Regions from separate parts of the Homo sapiens genome. Here region 2 is linked to region 1. Evidence: chromatin contacts called from ENCODE Hi-C or POLR2A ChIA-PET data. All regions are on one chromosome and are shown on one strand. Each heading gives the region's core, a stretch centred on a gene start or an enhancer-like site at or near the end of the contact. The rest is flanking DNA. Distances are from core to core; before and after follow the strand shown. Region 1 has its middle 82 kb from the start of CDH2-AS1. Region 2 holds the start of CDH2-AS1 (CDH2 antisense RNA 1).

Region 1 (3,076 bases), core at 377-2,876:
GGGGAATTCATTTATTCATCTTCAAGCTCTACTATCTCTTTGGAGAAATAAACAAAAAGTCATGACACATCTTTGTAGCCATGACCAAGTAAAGAATTTAATCAAGTAATTTTTTTCACTGATAAATGATGAAAAAAAAGGTTAATTTTATTTGGGGGAGAAATAACCAATTCATCTCAAAGTATGGGTAAAGGCAGAAGTTATTTTTATGGGCCATCTAGAAAAAAGCTCAGGTAAAGAGACAGGGCCCACTAAAAGGCAATCTCTTGTCTCCTACTAGGTACTGATTTATTATAGGCACAAAGGGGGAAGTGTTACTTGGGTTCCATGCATCACTTACTGCATCTCTCCAGGAGATTCGGCATCTGCCATCCAGGTGCTGGCTTGATCTGCACTCTTTTTCTTTATAAGATCCAGTGAGATTATAGCCAAACTGATATGACTGCAGGGTCCCTAAACCCCTTGGCACACAACACTTGGATGTGTCTTTTTCAGCAGATATGATCAGCTTAACATCTGGTGGTTTCCCTCATTCTGTATTCATGCTTAGAGGCCAGAGTGAGCCAAGGTGATATGATTCTCTTAATGCTTATGTGATTTTGTTTGAATTTAGAGGAGGGCCAGAAACCAGAGCCCATTACTTTGCCTATATGATGATGTAATTAAGTACAAATTGGAAAAGGTAGTTGGCTTGCCTGTTGGTTGGCCCCCAACCAACCAGTGTGACTGATAAGTGTGACTAAGAAAAATAATTTTGGTAATGCCTCATCTCACCACCTGGCTGAATCACAAAGTTTAGAAAGCCTGAGACTAGCTGCCTGGTTGATGGTTTGTACCAATGTGCTGTGCATCTACCACTGAGATGCTTGGAGACCTCTAGTTTCAGATCAGTGCTAATGGCCTCAAGCCTAGGAATAAGCTGATTAAGGAGTTCCAAAGGTTAGAGCAGAAGAAAAACTAATCACCCTCAGGAAGGTAGTGGTGTGAAAAGCCAGCAACTACATATGAATGGTGCAAGCATTGCTGTTTTTTCAGGACTGTTCAAAGCAGCAAATGATAGTTAAGCATCATTCCTATCTGGGCAGTATCACTCTGTTGGTCACAGCATGTCCTTGAAAAGGTAGAGAGATCTTGGTTCACTATCTGAGCAAGACAAATTCATTCCATGGCCAAGGCAAGATGTTAAATAGTAATTGTGTGCCCAACTCTCTAACACACACTGGATGCTTTTCAAATGACCTTGTAGATGGAAAGACTTTCCCCTTTGGCTTCATATACAAGGAAACAGCCCTGTGTTACAGACTGAATGTTTGTGTCCCTCCCAAAATTCATATGTTGAAATCCAATCCATATAGTGATGGTATTTGGAGGTGAGGCCTTTGGAGCTAATTAGGTCATGAGTTTGAGGCCCTCATGAATGATATCAGTGGTCTTACAGAGAGAGCTCACTTTCTCTCTCTTTCCACCATAACAGGATGCAACACAGATCAGGAGTCTGAATCTCAAAAGAGAGCCCTCACCAGAACTCCACCATGCTAGCACCTTGATCTCAGGCTTCCAGCCTTCAGAACTGTGAGAAATACATTTCTGTTTGTTTTGATAAGACACCCAGTCTGTAGCACCTTGTTACAGCAGCCTGAGTGACTAAGACATCCTGCATGCAGCTGCCCGTTTGCTTTTTGAGTCACATAGGCCTATAAATAGGAGAAATAAGGGCTACTGCTAGCTCCTGAGGATATACATGCATACCATGCATACCATTTTATTGTGCTTCACTTTATTGTGCCCCACAGATGTATTTTTTAGAAATTGGCGTTTGTAGCAACACTGCATTGAGCATGTCTATCAAAGCATTTTCCCAATAGCAAGTACTTGCTTCATGTTTCTGTGGCTTTGCCATTATTTATTATATCTGTTATGGTGATCTACAAATCAGTGATCTTTGATGCTACTCTTGTAATTGTTTTGGGATATCATGAACTGCGCCCACGTAAGATGGCAAACTTAATGGATAATGGTTGTGTATATTCTGACAATTCTACCACCAGCTAATCTCCCATCTCTCTCCCTCTCTTTGGGCCATGATGTTTGCTGAGACACAACAATATTGAAATTAGGCCAGGTAATAACCCTACAATGGCCTGTAAGTGTTCAAGTGATAGGTAAAGTCATACATCTCTCACTTTAAATTAAAAATTGAAAACTAGAAATGATTATGTTTAGTGAGGAAGGCATGTTGGAAGCCAAGACAGACTGAAAGCTAGGCTTCTTGTGACAAAGAGAAAGGCAAGTTGTGAATGCAAAGAAAAAATTTTTGAAGGGAAGTAAAAGTGCTACCCTAATGAATACATGATTATATGAAAGCAAAACAGCTTGTTGCTAATATGGAGAAAGTTTGTGTGGTCTGGATAGAAGATCAAACCAGCCTCAACATTCCCTTAAGTCAAAGCCTAATCCAGAGTAAGGCCCTAATTATCTTCAATTCTATAAAGGCTGACAGGGGTAAGGAAGCTGCAGAGGAAAAGTGTGAAGCTAGCAGAAGTTGGTTCCTGAGGTTTAAGGAAAGAAGCTTCTTCATAGCAAAAGTTCAATGTGAAACAGCAAGTGTTGAGGTAGAAGTTGCAGTAAGTTATCCAAGAAGATCTAGCTAGGATAATTGATGAACGTGGCTATACTAAACAACAGATTTTCAATAGAGACAAAACAGCCTTGTCCAAGAAGAACGTGCCATCTAGGACTTTCATAGCTGTAGAAGACAAGTCAATTCCTGGCTTGAAAGCTTCAAAGGACAGGCTGCTCTCTTGTTAGTGGCTAATAGAGCTGGTGACTTAGTTGAAGTCAATGCTTATTTACCATTCCAAAAACCTAGAGTGCTTAAGAATTATACTAAATCTGTCTGCCTACACTTTAGAAATGGAACCATAAAGCCTGTTTACAGCATATCTATTTACAGCATGGTTTACTGAATGTGTTAAACCCACTGCTGAGACCTACTGCTGAGAAAAAAAATTCTTTCAAAATATTACTGGTCATTGACAATGTACCTGGTTATCCCAGATCTCTGATAGAGCTGCAC
Region 2 (3,138 bases), core at 437-2,936, 82 kb after region 1:
AAAACCTTGGCAATAATGCAGTTTAATCCTGAGTGTGGTATCAATGGAGAAAGGGGAGCAGTTGGATTTTTTTTTTTTTCTGCCTGTGGATACAATCTTAAGAAGAACAAATGGGAAAGAGTACTTCTTGGCACATATTGAGAAAAAAAAAAAACCTGCAGTGAGTCTCAAGATACCCAATTAAGATAAAATTAAATCATGCAAATATTGATCCAGTTAAATTTGCCATGGGTAAGCCTTATTATCAATCAAAATTTTTATATCAAATAGCAAAGAACTATAGAAAAGCCAAAATTATATATATATATAAAGAAATGAATGATATATATATATATATGTATATATATATCAGGGTATATATATATGTATATATATATCAGGGTATATATATATGTATATATATATCAGGGTATATATATATGTATATATATATCAGGGTATATATATATATATCAGGGGAACAGTAATAATAAAGAAAAACATATTTTATTTCACTTTTATTACTTGTGTTGGTAATTGACTCATAGTTTTGCTTTTGACTAATTATGCTTAAAATTTCAGACTCCTTCCCAGATGATTAGCATTCGTAGATAATGCGATACTCTCAAAAAACTAACATATTGCTTAAATAAGATGCACACAATTTTAGTCAACGTGCATATAACTAAATGCACAAAATGGACCACAGAATATCCACGAGCAACACAATGGCTCATGGCTCTGGATGTCCCTAGAAAATGACTACACATGAGTTCATGGATCAAAGTAATTGATGACAGTTTTATCACTGAAGTTATTCCTTGAGGAATTTAATACTGATTGATGTAGGCAAACATGTTTAATTCCACAAGTTTGAATGAATGCAAGTCTGAATTTTCTTTGTAAGTTTTTTTCTTCAATAATATGGTTTCCAAAAGCAAAGTCTCCATTGAAAAGTTTGCATTAAAGCAAACTCACAAAAAAACTCTTCCACAAGAAAAGTACAATTAGCCATGAATTTGCTTTATATTGTTTTCATTATTTAGGACATTATTCCAAGAGAGTTGATTGCTTTTAAGTCTACCAAATTATACACGCCCGTGTGAGTACAGACTGCATTAAAGCAGTCCTCTTTAGAGGTCACATTTCCCATTGATGCTGACCCTTCATCAAATGCTTTTGGAGTTCCTCTTTTGGAATTGTACTCAGAGCTTACAACACATTCAGGAAAATCCTCAGAGAATAACCTTAGTTCTTTGACAGTGGGTTTGATTTTCAAAAAGAAAGTTACGTAGCATTTGGTATAGTGATTAAAATGGGTGCTGAATCTGGTTAATGGAATTCTGAGCTAAACATGAGGCATGATTACAAATGATTGCTACTGCTCCACAGGACATTTAAGAAGGACTTTGCACCAATGGGACCTTTGTTAAAATGAGCATATAAACTTCCAAAGAACCTATCTTGAGGGACAATATTCATTTGTCTGCATAAGTTATGGCATTGACATTTTAACAAACAACACTTTATAATTCCTAGCAGTACAACGTTGAAGGCTGGTTAAGGTTTGCTGTCCCGAATGTGTCTCTGAGAGCCATTCTGTTTCTGCTAAGCTAGGGCTCTTTTCTGAGTCCTCTCAGCCACAGGGCGGGGCCGAGCCTCACGGTAGGCCCGCCTTTTTCAGCACCATCTCCCAAAATCTGCCCTGAGTTCCCACCTTTCTTCTAGCCTGCGTGGAAGGCTTCCTATGAAAGCTTCCCCTTTCTTCACACAGCCAGCAGCCTAGAGGCAGCAGGAAATCAAGACTGCTTCAAACAGGTGAAGAAGATGGCCGTGAAAGCCACAAGGTCATCCCCCTGAAGGTACTAATTTGTTGAAATTTTACTAAAATGAAATGGCTAACAAGTTCACTAAAGAAGACGTATAGCTGAGAGTCAACAGGAGCAGAGCCAGTGCTACTTTCACCCAAATAAACAAATGATATGCACACACCCCTCAGTTTCAGTAAAGAATCGGTTGGCAGAAGCTTTTCCTCTCCTGCCCTGACGGCGAGTTTTCTCCATAACTTGCTCCCGGGGTTCCCCTGCGGGTGTCCTCTCCCATCCAGACTGGCTGGCCATTCCCGGGACTAGACGGTGCTTAGGGCGATCGGGAGCTCTGATCCGGCCTGATTTTTCTGATCATCAGCTTCCTTTCTTTTTCATACTCTGATTCTAAAGATAAAGATAGAGCCAGTTTCTCCCCCTTTGGTGTTTCAAATTCCTTTCTCATGACTCTTCAGGCAGTACAGTGAAGAGATTAAGTGCACGACGTGGAATTCCGGCCTGTCTCCTTAATAGCCTTACGATCTACCTCACGGAAGTGTTATGAGGGTGGAATGAGTTAGTGCACATAAAGCCTGTAGCATGGTGCTTGGCCCAGAATAGGCCCTCAGCGAATGTTAGTTATTATGGTGATGATTAATACTTCAGTTTCTCTGTGCTCAGCAAACACCACCTCCCTGTGTGGGCACTGCATAATCCCCTCGCCACATATATTCAAGGTCCTACCCCTGTCTGCTTATGCTATGGTCTCTAAGGAGGAGCAATGGGGGATGCCTGTCACCTTCCAAGACTTTTATCTGAAACAGGCTTTATCTCGTTCTCTTTGGAGATTTTTCCCCGAGGCTCTTTTGTCCCCTATTTCAGAGCTTATTTTGCCTCCCTTTTGTGTTACATTTGCTTCTATAGGGGGGTAGAGTTGCCCTATTTACAAGAGTAGCTATCACCATGGTAACTTGGTATTTTGATACAGGCATGAAGCATTTCTGAGGGAAAAATAGGTCCCTTATTTTTCAGCTTTGGCATGTAGATGTATGGGAATCAAAATACTTGCCCAACATTATATATCTGGTTCAAATGTCAAAGCAAAGAAGCAAGTTTTGTGGATATTTTAAATAAGTATTGAGCAACCACAGCATGGTATCAATTGGGCAGAACATTCTCACAATTAATTCCTGCCGCTTAGGCATGAATGCCTGAAGGCAGCGTGGCGTATACTTTGGTGAACTCGTTCTCTGAATGAAAAAAATAATGGTACACATGGTTGGACAATAAAACATTGTGTTCACTCACATTGCAAAACGTGTCAGAGATGCCAGGTTGGAGTTTCTGAAATATT

What was found. A loop is a pair of places that touch in the nucleus more often than their neighbours do. ChIA-PET counts read pairs that join two places held with the same protein, here RNA polymerase II (POLR2A). Pooled maps may share reads with other maps.
Region 2: a pooled map shows a loop between it and region 1 (2.0-fold over the local background). The contact joins the promoter of CDH2-AS1 here to the enhancer-like site in region 1. A Hi-C loop is called at or near these places in 1 of 168 maps with a recorded cell type or tissue (PC-3) and 1 of 50 pooled maps. POLR2A ChIA-PET finds 5 or more read pairs at or near these places in 2 of 52 experiments (HEK293 and WTC11).

Annotation. Positions count from the first base shown.
Region 1 is chr18:27,837,670-27,840,745 of GRCh38, forward strand. No RefSeq gene overlaps it. Among named protein-coding and RNA genes, the nearest start is that of CDH2-AS1, 82 kb to the right of the region's middle. Within about 2 kb of position 1,627, at least 2 of the 41 ENCODE cell types and tissues checked have a DNase peak (open chromatin) inside an H3K27ac peak, as active enhancers do.
Region 2 is chr18:27,919,908-27,923,045 of GRCh38, forward strand. CDH2-AS1 (CDH2 antisense RNA 1) reads left to right here and starts at 1,687. Exons shown (of 4, transcript NR_199051.1): 1 at 1,687-1,841. RefSeq lists enhancers at 1,034-3,138, 1,370-2,569.